Regions from separate parts of the Homo sapiens genome. Here all the other regions are linked to region 3. Evidence: chromatin loops called from intact Hi-C (ENCODE). Cell type or tissue: heart right ventricle. All regions are shown on one strand. Region 1 has its middle 13 kb from the start of SEC24C. Region 2 has its middle 17 kb from the start of AGAP5. Region 3 holds the start of SYNPO2L (synaptopodin 2 like).

Region 1 (4,000 bases), 77 kb before region 3:
CCTGCTGCAGCGCGCAGGTGTCTGGGGGCGTGGGGGGCAGTGGGGGCTCCCCGCCCGCGCTCAGGCCGCCCTCCCTGGCAGCTGCACTCCCGGTGGCAGCGCTTTCTGAGGTAGGTGGTGGCAGCCATGGCAGCCGGGCCCCAGCCGCAGGGCTGGGCGGAGGCTCCGGCGTCCCTGAGGGGGTGCCCGCATCCCCCTGCACGGTGGCCAGCAGCTTCAGGCTGCGCTCCTACTCCAGCAGCTGGCCCAGGAAGTTGAAGTTGGGCGAGATGGACTGGCGCCTATCCTTCATGAACCTGTAGGTGTCGTCGGAGGATATGCCCATGGTCTTCATGATGTAGGCGATGGCGATGGTGGCAGAGTGGGAGATACCGACCAGACAGTGGACGATGACTTGGCAGCTGGACAGCTTGCCTTTACAGATGAACTCCATAGACTTGTCCAGCCAGGGCAGCAGCTTTTCACAGTAGTTGTCGTTGATGGGGACCCGCATGAAGCGGCTCTCGCAGATGAAGTCAGGCTTGGGGCAGGAGTTGCTGGCATTGAGGACGTAGCTTATTCCATTCTGTGTCGTCAGATCCTTGTTCAGAACGTCTTTCTGCGAGCCCAGGTAGAGGTGAGGCAGGATGAGGGTCAGGCTCACGCTAGGCACGGGCAGGCAGGGCTGGGAGAGGCTCATGGGTAGCAGGGCAGCAGGCTTGCCCTGGCAGAGGCTGGGGAAGCAGGAGGAGAAGGTGGCGAAGCCCCCCGTGAGGATGGCCACGCTGTCGAAGCAGCTGTCCAGCTTGCTCAGCAGGATGGAGAGGAAGCGGTCTGCGGCCAGCACACTGGCGTCCCGTGTGCTCTGGTCATAGACCACCATATCCTGTGGCTCAGTGGCCTCCATTTGGCTGCGTGTGGCCAGCCAGATGAACTCTGCAATGGTCACCTTGCCCTTCTGCAGCCGGCACTTCACCAGCTTGGAGCAGCAGATGTTGACGGAGCTGAGCACATGCCAGCTGTTGTACTCCAGGAAGGAGCGGCTGTAGATGACCAGGCACCCTAGGCCCGCCCCGCAGCAGGCTGGCCAGCTTCTTGGCGTCCATCATCTTCCTCGGGAGCCGGTCTCCGGCCATGGTGGGGCAATGGGTGGTGGGGAGGGTGACCCCTGACGTGAGGAGGGGTTGCTCGGATGGCCCAAGTGTGGCCTTGCACTGGGAGTGACCTAGCACATGGTGCCGGACCTCGTTAGCGCTCGCCTCGGGGGGCGTTCCGGGGGACCCGCGCTGCCCTCGCCAGCTCGGCTGCGCCGACCATGGGCCCTTTGGCGGGGGCCCGCGCAGCCAAGGCAGGGGCGGGGTCTCTAATATAGAGTTAATCAGTGCTCTTTACAACTTCTAAAAGATAATAGCTTATTTACTATCCTTCTACTATAATTTGGTCTTATTTATAGAATATGTTGAGGAATTGAAAACAAAGATCTAGACTTAAAATTCAATAAGCTCCTATAAAAAAAATCCCTCACATAAAAAAAGGCTATATATTAATTTAGACTAATTGAAAAATGATGCAGGTCTTAAAGAGGACAACTTAAAAAAAATCAGTTCTGATAAGGTATATTTCTATAGCATCTTAACAGTAACCATGTGAGTAAACATATTTCCCCAGAGTTCTCATTAGGTAGCAAGAAAGGCGATCACTTACCAACCACTGCACACTTGTATGTCATCAGGGAAGCCAAAGTTTTTACTTCATCTACACTCACATCAATGCTGTAATGGATATTTGGTGGTGTTTTTTTTAAAAATGTGTTGGGGTAGGTGAGAAAGAAGGGGATATATTTAGAACAAACTTCAGTAAGTTTCAAAAAAGAAAGCTACAAATTGAAAATATCCACTTTTTACATTTTACACCCAAGCTATGTCCAAAAACACTTGAAGCAGCTCATATGTCAGAACACCATAAAAAATGAATATAAAACGTTTAAAAAACTGCTAATAACAGTAACTATGATTTCACAAGACAAAAATCACTGTGCAATGAATTTTTTTACACTTTCCAGAAGGCTTTTTTATGTTCCTTTTACCTTTTGGTTTGGGTGACTCCGGGGTGGCCAGGACCAAATGTGTCTCCTTCTGGCTTTTTGCACCACACCAAGTAACCCGCGCCAGGCCGCACAGCTGCCCTGGCCTTGGGGAGGACTAAGGCAAGGGCGGTGTACGCTGCTCCGGAGTCCCACCGCAGGAGTTGAGGCAGCGAGTTCCGAGGGCGGGGTGGGGCGGAATCGGGAGGGATACGGACCCGGTGGAACGCACTGCGTAGACGGCGCCGGCGCCCGCACTCAGCTGTTGACAGTCTTTCTTCCAGCTCTCCCCTGAAAGTCGTCCAGGCGCCGGTCTCTTTTTTCTGCCTTTTTGTTTCCCTCCGGAGAGTCGGCGCGACGGTGAATTTCCGTTTCCGGTGGTGTCCAATCCGACCTGAGGAGTCACAGTTGTGAGCAAGTTCGGTGCCGCGGGCTGGGGTAGGCGGCAGTGGGGTCCCTGGCTTTGGGGCACTGGGAAGATCGCGAGTGGGAAGGTCCTCCCGCGGTCCTCCGGGTCATCTTTCCTCCTGAGGAGCAGCATATTTCGCATCTGCCGGAGGTGTGCCCGGGGTCGTTGGGAGAGTGACGGGATGAATTGCTGCAGAGAGCCCGGACGGGGAGGGAAGGTGTCGGGGAGACGTCGTTTCCTGGCGACGTGGTCCCGGCCGGCGACTTAGACCTGAGCCGAATCTGTTGACCCCAAATTGTGCTTTTCCCACCAAGAAGAAAAGGGAGAGAAACATTAGTACAAGTTCGGAACTAAAATATAGTAGAGAAGCAACATAACCTCGGAAATCACACAGCTGTTCGGTTTCAAAGCGTTCCTAGTGCCCAGCTCTCCTAACTCCCGGCCAGTGTTCCTTGACATATGGTGATATATAAAGACTTTCTGTTTCCGCTCGTGTGTGTGTCTGTGGGAAGCCTCTGACTCACTTCTGTGCCCCAGTAGCACCCTGTGCAGCCTTGCAATGTAGCCCTTATTGCATGGCACGGAAGATACTAGTTTGGATTTCCTCTGCAAGTCAGATCATAGCTATATCCATTTACTGGCACAGTGGCTAGCACATCATAGACAGACACAAACATTTACTAAACGGAATGAATACAGGACCTTAATTGAATGAAATGGCACCCTGCCCCGCTTTTTTCCAATCAAGCTGTCAGATTTTATGCAGCTGGATATCCTTAAAAAACTCACTAATTCAGTGATTACCAATTTATTGGCCACAGATTCCCAGGTACCTCAGAAATCACTGGAAGGGTCTCTGTAAGTCCATGGGGTCTCCAGGCATCATCTAGAACTAGTCATGTCTCACACATACAGATATTGCTATTTTTCTTTCTTTTTTTTTTTTTTTTTTTTTTTTTTTTTTTTTTTTTTTTTGAGACGGAGTCTCGCTCTGTCGCCCAGGCTGGAATGCAGTGGCGCAATCTTGGCTCGCTGCAAGCTCCGCCTCCGGGGTTCACGCCAGTCTCCTGCCTCAGCCTCCCGAGTAGCTGGGACTACAGGCGCCCGCCACTACGCCCAGCTAATTTTTTTTTTATATTTTTAGTAGAGACGGGGTTTCACCGTGTTAGCCAGGATGGTCTCGATCTCCTGACCTCGTGATCCACCCGCCTCGGCCTCCCAAAGTGCTGGGATTACAGGCGTGAGCCACCGTGCCCGGCCTCTAGATATTGCTATTTTTCAAATGTATGTAGAAGAGTTGTAATTTAGGAGTTTTGCAGAGTCAACAGGTACTAAAAGTAATACTGTGATCATGTTGGAAGTTCATAAAAGCATTTTAAATTTTTTATTAAAATTTAAGTTTTAGTTTAAGTTAGGAAACCACTTCATTAGTCCAGTTGATATCTAGGTCTGAGCTGTCCAGTATGGTAGCCACATGTGACTATTTAGAGTTGGAATAAAATTAATTAAAAATTCATTTTTTCAGTTTC
Region 2 (4,000 bases), 61 kb before region 3:
TATATTTCTTTGTATTTTCATTGACTGTATTGCCATTTCTAGATTAGCTGGTTAATGTACAAATTGGATTATTTTGCATTTCCTTGGTAATATAGGCTGTTGATGCTAAAGGAGGAAAAACAAATGGACTTGAAAACTGGTCGAATGCATCGGAAAGCCATTTTTGGAGATGATTCTATGCTAACATCCTCTCTCCTTTCTTGATCTCTTAATTTTTTTTTTCTTACCCAAGTATATACAGGTTGATTTTGTCTTTCTGGAAGATCCAAGATCTTTGGTTTAGAGATATATTCTCTTAATGTTAACTGGTATTAGAATACTCTTTTCTGTATTTTATTTCAATACACTTGAGAATAGAAATGATTGTATTTTCTTTTAACTTGTGCAGTAGAGTGTGGCATACAAATGTTGTATTCTCAGTATTTCAAAAAATTACCTTCTTACTGTACAAGTTGTATTCAGCATATAAAGTCTATTCCAGCTTTGTTGTAGATGCAGTGTGATTATTACATGCCGATAAGGTATGAATTGGAGATGGGATCCAAAATTACTGTACTTAGTGTAATTTTTAAGCTAATTACAGGGTTGGTGGTGAATATTTTACTTCTGCAAAATGAAAACAGCATTTCATCAGAAGTTGTTTTATGGTCTTTCAGACATTTTATTGTATATCTTTGGTGCTTTTTGCCCATGAAGTATCTCTTTTGTGTGTTTGTGTGTATGTGTATTGATCTGCTGTAAATTTCACAGCACTCATTGTCAGGGATCAGCAGAATCAGGCCTAGGCAGAGAGCTGAGCAGTACTCTCAGTACGTCTCTGTGTCCTTGTTGCCACATTATCTCTGTTGTTTATTTATAAGTTGGAGAACTCTCTGACCTGTAACAAAGGTTGGATAGGTCAGAGACAATTGGGAGAGGAATCCTCTGCTCTATTGTCACCTGTGCCTCACTCCAAAATATGCTCTGAAATCAATATTTAAATATTAAATTTGTATGGTGAATGTATTCTTTTTTAATGTTAATTAAATGATTGGTCAGCCCACTTAATATTTACAATGCAGGACTTACTTTGCGTATTCTCTGTCTTGTATTTTTGCTTTATTTAAGCTAGGCTAGCCTCCAAGCTGGAAGCTGAATTGACAGTTGAAAAATAATGACATGTATACAAGGTATGTTTGAAGGATTGCAGATGCAGGGGCACCATATGCTAAAGGAGTGTTGGAAGCTCACTGCAGAAGATGACAAAAGCAGACTGATATGTATTATTTGCTGAAATATAAGCTGGAGGCACAGGTGAAGATTGCCAAACCTAATGAACAGTTTGGCAAATAAGACAGGCTGTCAGGCCATGGCAGTTCAGCAGTGGGCGTGCTGCCTGTGAACCAAGTCATTTGTTCCAGAGGACTACACTTAAATACCACAAATAAAATCTTCCTTGTCACTGATATCACAGTGAAATAGATGTTGTCTTTCAGATTTCTGGTTGAATTACCAGCCATTAACATCTGGTGATTTGGGTTGTAAAATTATTTTTAGTTTTGCCTGTTCATATTTCATCCAGAAAGCCCAAACAAGATATATTTTCCCACATAAGAATGTAAGCAGTATAATGCCCCGTCCGGGAGGGAGGCGGGGGGCAGCCCCCACCTGGCCAGCCGCCCCTTCCAGGAGGGAGGTGGGGGGCGCCTCTGCCCGGCTGCCCCGTCTGGGATGTGGGGGGGGCCCCTCTGCCCGGCCGCCACCCCGTCTGGGAGGTGTACCCAGCAGCTCATTGAGAACGGGCCATGATGACGATGGCGGTTTTGTCGAGTGGAAGGAGGGGAAGTGTGGGGAAAGGAAAAAGAAATCAGATTGTTGCTGTGTCTGTGTAGAAAGAAGTAGACATGGGAGACTCCATTTTGTTCTGTACTAAGAAAAATTCTTCTGCCTTGGGATGCTGTTAATCTATGGCCTTACCCCCAACCCCTTGCTCTCTGAAACGTGCTGTGTCCACTCAGGGTTAAGTGGATTAAGGGCGGTGCAAGATGTGCTTTGTTAAACAGATGCTTGAAGGCAGCATGCTCCTTGAGAGTCATCACCACTCCCTAATCTCAAATACCCAGGGACACAAAAACTGCGGAAGGCCGCAGGGTCCTCTGCCTAGGAAAACCAGAGACCCTTGTTCACATGTTTATCTGCTGACCTTCCCTCCACTATTGTCCTATGACCCTGCCAAATCCCCCTCTCCGAGAAACACCCAAGAATGATCAATAAATACTAAAAAAAAAAAAAAAAAAAAAAAAAGAACACTGCAAGAACATCTGCCCCAGAACTGCCTGTCCAACCTGGACTGACATCATCCTTGTTATTGATCTTTGTAGCCAAATATAATTATTTTAAAACAAACAAAAAAGAAGAATGTAAGCAGTATAAGACTTTAAAACACACAAATGAAAAATATACATGACTACATGCTTCAGTGAACTAAAACTTTCATCTGTGATCTTTATTTTGCAACGTTCTGAAGTAACATTACAGTCTTTTCAGTGTGCTGTGTCATTTATATCCCTTACTTTATCCTGGGAATCCTGTATTGCCATTGAGCATATGCAAATTGAGACATGTGCATAGCTTCTCCCCGTTGAGCCCATCAGTGGGGAGGAGCTATGTACCGGGGACATTTGGCAAAGATTTTCATGAGTCTGTTGGATGTAACAGCTCCTTAAGAAAACCTCAGTTTACCTTCCCTATTTTTTACCATTTGTAAAACTAAGGCTCAGTGATGTAAAATATAACACATTCTGTGCTGTGGCATAACTGCAGCTTAGGTTTTTATATTCAAGACAAGCAGAGGTATAGTTGAAAAGGTATGAACACTTATTATGCTTCAAGATCCCTTTGTTGGTTTAGTTGTGGCATTTTAGAACAGCGGACTTGGGACTAAAGCATCTTTCTATCTGGGATCAGTATTTCTAAGTTGCCTTTAAGCTGAATAAACATTTGGTTTTTATATTTAATTGCTTCGATGTGAAACACTGCAATTTAAAAAATTACACATATGTAATACAGTATTTTACACTAAATAATAGTGACTGGCAGTCCATTGGCCGAAGAAGTATTATTTTTCAGATATTCTGCTCTGTCATCAGCTGTAGACACTGACCTGGTATTTATCTGGAAAGGCTTGCTGTCAGGGGTTCACAGTGCTGCTTGTGGGTTATCTCCAGACCCTTTACATACAGCACTTTAGGACAGCGTGAGTCACAGGTTGCACTAGAATTTGCCTTTGAAATTAGACCTAAACTATGTGGAACTGGAACCCTTGTACACAAAGCTCTCTATCATCCAAATCCTGCTGAACTCTCTTAGGAAAGAACAGTTTTACAGATTCATTCTTTCCACACACAAGATTTCCCCACTGCCCAGTTACTCTCACCTTTTTATTTTCTTGACTGTTATGTTTTACTTGACGCTGGAATCTTACCTTGTACTCTCACATTTACATGGAAGTATAGCTTATTTCACCAATTATACTGTCTATCAAAAGCAGAAGTAGTTACTTACACCTGAAAATTTGTACTGAGAATGTAACTGTGAATATGTTTAAGAAAGTATACTTAAAGCAGAAATCCAAGGAAGTATATTTAAATCAAAGCAAGAAATCCCATTTCCAAATGGCAATAAAGCATGTGTTACATAGAATCAGTGCATGAAAGTGTTTTAGTAGCCCAGATTAGATTGTACCCTGGCAAATAAGCAAGAGTTCTTTTTCATTTTCATCTTGCAATTCAACTGGGTATTTGGGTTCTTTTTCTATTCACTCATGTCAGATAGAGACATACATGTTGTAAATTATTTTGTCAGAATGAAAGCCTGGCAGATTAAATGCTTTCTTCTCTTCTTGCTTTACTTGATATCAATCTCTTGTTCATTTCTTGATAATATGTTTGGTTATTTTTGTTTTCATTGCTTTTAGTGTCAGAGATGGCTTTGGATTCCCCGTTCTGTGTGCTGCTGTCTG
Region 3 (4,000 bases):
CACATCTGCGATTGACGGGACATGTGTGCTGGACTGTAATGATCCCAGGGCCAAGTTGCCTGCCTGTGGTGTGTGGTGTGGGGGGGAGGCCTGGGGCAGCAGGAGCAGGACAGCCGGACAGGAAGCCCAGACGGGGTTCGAGCACCTCAACTTCTCTCCTGGGGACACTGTTCAAACTCCGGGGGCCATAGGCCAAGCTGAGCGATGGGTGCTGAGGAGGAGGTGCTGGTCACACTATCAGGGGGAGCCCCCTGGGGCTTCCGACTTCATGGGGGGGCCGAGCAGAGGAAACCGTTACAGGTGTCTAAGGTAAGGGAGAGCCCCTGAAATGAGGCTTCAGGGAAAGGGAACCCAAGGGATCCTGGGAAGAGATGTGTGGTGGCATATGGCGGGGGTTGGGGGGGTGGGAGGCTGTGAAGATGGGGTGGGTGGTGGGCAGGGAAGTATGCTCAAGTCTCATAGTGGGAGTAGCGTCTGACCACAGGCTTCCTGTGGGGGTCTATTAGAAAAGAGAATTCGCGGTTTCCAGGGAGCAGAGGAAAAGGAAAGGCTCTGCTTCAGTTCCCTGCAGCACTGTGGTATCAGAGGCCCAGCTCTGGTCATCCAGTGTTTGTTCTCTTGGGTATGTGCCTCTACTCCAAACTCCAGAAATACGGGGAAGGTTCTAATTTCTCTCTGACTAAACTGATATGTGATGAACTGAAACTGCCTCGAACAGCCTAGCCCAGCCCAGCCCTACCCTGCCTCACCCTGCCCTGCCCATGCCTTCAGTGCTCTTTCCCTAGGTCAGATCCTTTCTCTCACTAGGCAAGACTTTTTTAGGTGCTAGGAGGGTTATGGCAAGATCTGGCCTCACAGATGAAGTCATTATCCTTTTGGTTTCACCCTACAGGCTTAGTTTTCCGAACTGTAAAATGTGGGTAATAATAGTACCTGTACCTACTTCATGGAACCATTCTAAGGATTAAATGCAATAATACATGTAGCACAGTGCCCAACACTTAGTAAGAACTCAATAAATGGTAGCCACTACTACTATTATTACTTTGGCATATATACATTTGTGTGTATACATGGCACACATATACCCAAATAATCACAATCTCCCAGAATACCGCTGGACTCCCTCCAACCTGGAGTACTGTTCTAAAATCTTGACTGTGTAATGGCGCCTGGGGTTACAAGGCCTAGTAGAGAATTACCAGCCAATATAGATATTGCCCTTGGAGAAAAAGCTTGTGGAGATAATCACCATTTCTTTCCGTTTTTTTTCTTTTCTTTTTTTTTGCGACAGAGTCTTACTCTGTTGCCCAGGCTGGAGTGCAGTGACATGATGGCTCACTGCAACCTCTGCTTCCTGGGTTCAAGCAATTCTCCTGCCTCAGCCTCCCAAGTATCTGGGATTACAGGCGCACACCACCACGGCCAGCTGATTTTTGTACTTTTAGTAGAGACAGCGTTTCACCCATTGGCCAGGCTGGTCTCAAACTCCTGATCTCAAGTGATCCACCCACCTAGGCCTCCCAAAGCACTGGGCTTACAGGCGTGAGCCACTGCACCCAGCCAATAACCACCATTTCTAGTTACCTACCCCATGCAGTTCTTCCCAAGCCTCTTTCATTCAATGGTTACCCTATTTCCCACCATATGATGTATTTCTTTCTCCAGTCTGTATACTTTCTTCCCTCTAGACAGGCCACTTCAACTGCAGCCACTTCCATGCATCTCCCCACCCTTCTTACCCTGCAAAGTAAAATCCCCTCCTGTGGGTCCTTCCCATCTTTTCCTTTCATTCTATTCCCTTTGGAGCCCCCTCTTACCTACAGTGTCTCCTTCAACATCTCAGATTCGAAGACGGAGCCAGGCTGGCAGAGCAGGACTCCGAGAGAGGGACCAGCTCTTGGCAATCAATGGGGTCTCTTGCACCAACCTCTCCCATGCCAGTGCCATGAGCCTCATCGATGCCTCAGGAAATCAGCTTGTCCTCACTGTGCAGCGGTATGGACCTCTCTCCTCTTCTCTTCCCCTAATCCAGGGCTCCCATTGCCTGTCTCAGCTCTATGTCTCACTGGCCTGGCTTTAGCAACTAACAGGTACCTATTTCTGCTCGTGCGTTTCTGCTGGAGTGCAGATGGTTTGTGTCTGCCTCCCAGAGGGCTTGAATGTATCTGCAATTAAGGGATGGGGATGTCAGTGGGTATTTGACTGATGAGCCTACTTCAACCCCTGGCCTGTTTCCTCCTCATTACATCTTCCTCTAAGCCTATTTCCACTCACAGCCCTTCAAGCACATTTGCCTCCCAGTTTGTCTTCATATCTCCACTCTTCCCGGCCCACCCATTCCAACTGTATGACAGCCTTCTCTCTCCCTTACCTCTTCCCTCCCCCTTACCTCTTCCCTCCATCCCTTCCAGATCTCTCTAGCTGTCAGTACCCAGCCCATCTCTCAAGCTCTGTCATCTTTCCTATCCAGGTTAGCAGACGAGGGTCCTGTGCAATCTCCATCTCCCCATGAGCTTCAGGTGCTGTCACCCTTATCTCCACTAAGTCCTGAGCCCCCTGGTGCTCCAGTTCCTCAGCCTCTTCAGCCTGGGAGCCTTCGTTCACCTCCTGATAGTGAGGCTTACTACGGAGAGACTGACAGTGATGCTGATGGCCCTGCCACCCAGGAGAAGCCCCGTCGACCTCGCCGCCGAGGCCCCACAAGGCCCACCCCTCCGGGTGCCCCACCTGATGAGGTCTACCTGTCTGACAGCCCTGCAGAGCCAGCACCTACTATCCCTGGCCCTCCCAGCCAGGGTGACAGCCGTGTGAGCTCCCCGTCTTGGGAGGATGGGGCAGCCCTTCAGCCACCCCCAGCTGAGGCTCTGCTGTTACCCCATGGCCCCCTCCGACCTGGTCCTCATCTCATCCCTATGGTGGGGCCTGTTCCCCACCCAGTGGCAGAAGATCTTACTACCACCTACACCCAGAAGGCCAAGCAAGCCAGTGAGTGCCTGAACCCCTTTTCCCCAGCCAGGATCCTTCAATCTGAGCCTTAAATCCAGCCTTCTATAGCCGTACATTCTCCCTACCTTGGGACCCTTGGATACAGTCTTGGGGACAGGAGGGGTAATGAGTAGAAGGGGAGCATAATTATTCTCATGGCCACCATTATTTTTGCTGTTTGAACCAATGTGGCAAAAGGGTAAGGTGATTCAGTTCAACCCAGGAACAGGGTAAGTAGGGAAATTGGAAAGGGACACAAATAGATGAAGGGTTTGGTGGTGGTGATAATTGTTATTGTGTGTCATGATTGGGTGAAAGCAGAGTACAGACACAGGACAGGGGAGTATTTAAAAGCAGGTTGAAGGCGGGGCAAGGTGGCTCATACCTGTAATCCAAGCACTTTGGGAGGCTGAGGTGGGAGGATAGCATGAACGCAGGATTTTTGTTTTGTTTTGTTTTTTGTTTTTTTGAGATGGAGTTTGGCTCTTGTGCCTAGGCTGGAATGCAATGGCGTGATCTTGGCTCATTGCAACCTCCGCCTCCCGGGTTCAAGCGATTCTCCAGCCTCTGCCTCCCGAGTAGCTGGGATTATAGGCACCCGCCACCACACCTGGCTAATTTTTTGTATTTTTAGTAGAGATGGGGTTTCACCATACTGGTCAGGCTGGTCTCGAACTCCTGACCTCAGGTGATATGCCTACCTCGGCCTCCCAAAGTGCTGGGATTACAGGCGTGAGCCACCATGCCCGGCAGAAGCCAGGAGTTTGAGACCAGCCTGGACAACATCGTGAGACTTCGTCTCCAGTAAAAATTTTAAAATTAGCCAAACACTGTGGCACATGTCTATGGTCCCAGCTACTTGGGAGGCTGAGGCAAGAGGATTGCTTGAGCCTGAGAGGTTTGGGCTGCAGTGAGCCATGTTTGCGCCACTGCACTCCAGCGTGAGCAACAGACCAAGACCCTGTCTTAAAAATAAATAAATAAATAAATAATAAAAATTAATAAATAAAAG

What was found. Hi-C counts contacts between places; a loop is a spot of excess contacts. Peaks named below come from ENCODE experiments on the same cell type or tissue, not always from the same donor. Only the 100,000 strongest peaks of a DNase experiment are listed, where the experiment ranks them.
Region 1: a loop joins it to region 3, with 3 times the contacts of the local background. A loop is called at or near these places in 18 of 110 quality-filtered maps.
Region 2: a loop joins it to region 3, with 2.4 times the contacts of the local background. A loop is called at or near these places in 4 of 110 quality-filtered maps.

Annotation. Positions count from the first base shown.
Region 1 is chr10:73,728,939-73,732,938 of GRCh38, reverse strand. It overlaps the pseudogene BMS1P4-AGAP5, the pseudogene BMS1P4, the pseudogene GLUD1P3 and the pseudogene DUSP8P5. Among named protein-coding and RNA genes, the nearest start is that of SEC24C, 13 kb to the left of the region's middle. RefSeq lists enhancers at 286-1,006, 2,387-2,636. In heart right ventricle, no CTCF peak of the experiment used is centred here; a DNase peak (open chromatin) is centred at 2,398; H3K4me3 peaks cover 2,903 bases; H3K27ac peaks cover 2,496 bases.
Region 2 is chr10:73,713,288-73,717,287 of GRCh38, reverse strand. It overlaps the pseudogene BMS1P4-AGAP5 and the pseudogene BMS1P4. Among named protein-coding and RNA genes, the nearest start is that of AGAP5, 17 kb to the right of the region's middle. In heart right ventricle, no CTCF peak of the experiment used is centred here; no DNase peak of the experiment used is centred here; H3K27ac peaks cover 3,267 bases.
Region 3 is chr10:73,652,127-73,656,126 of GRCh38, reverse strand. SYNPO2L (synaptopodin 2 like) reads left to right here and starts at 98. Exons shown (of 4, transcript NM_001114133.3): 1 at 98-309; 2 at 1,847-1,998; 3 at 2,474-2,988. The coding sequence starts at 205. It overlaps SYNPO2L-AS1 (SYNPO2L antisense RNA 1), which reads right to left and starts at 2,088. Exons shown (of 3, transcript NR_187519.1): 1 at 1,821-2,088. RefSeq lists a silencer at 1-156. In heart right ventricle, a CTCF peak has its summit at 2,147; a DNase peak (open chromatin) is centred at 66; H3K4me3 peaks cover 2,936 bases; H3K27ac peaks cover 4,000 bases.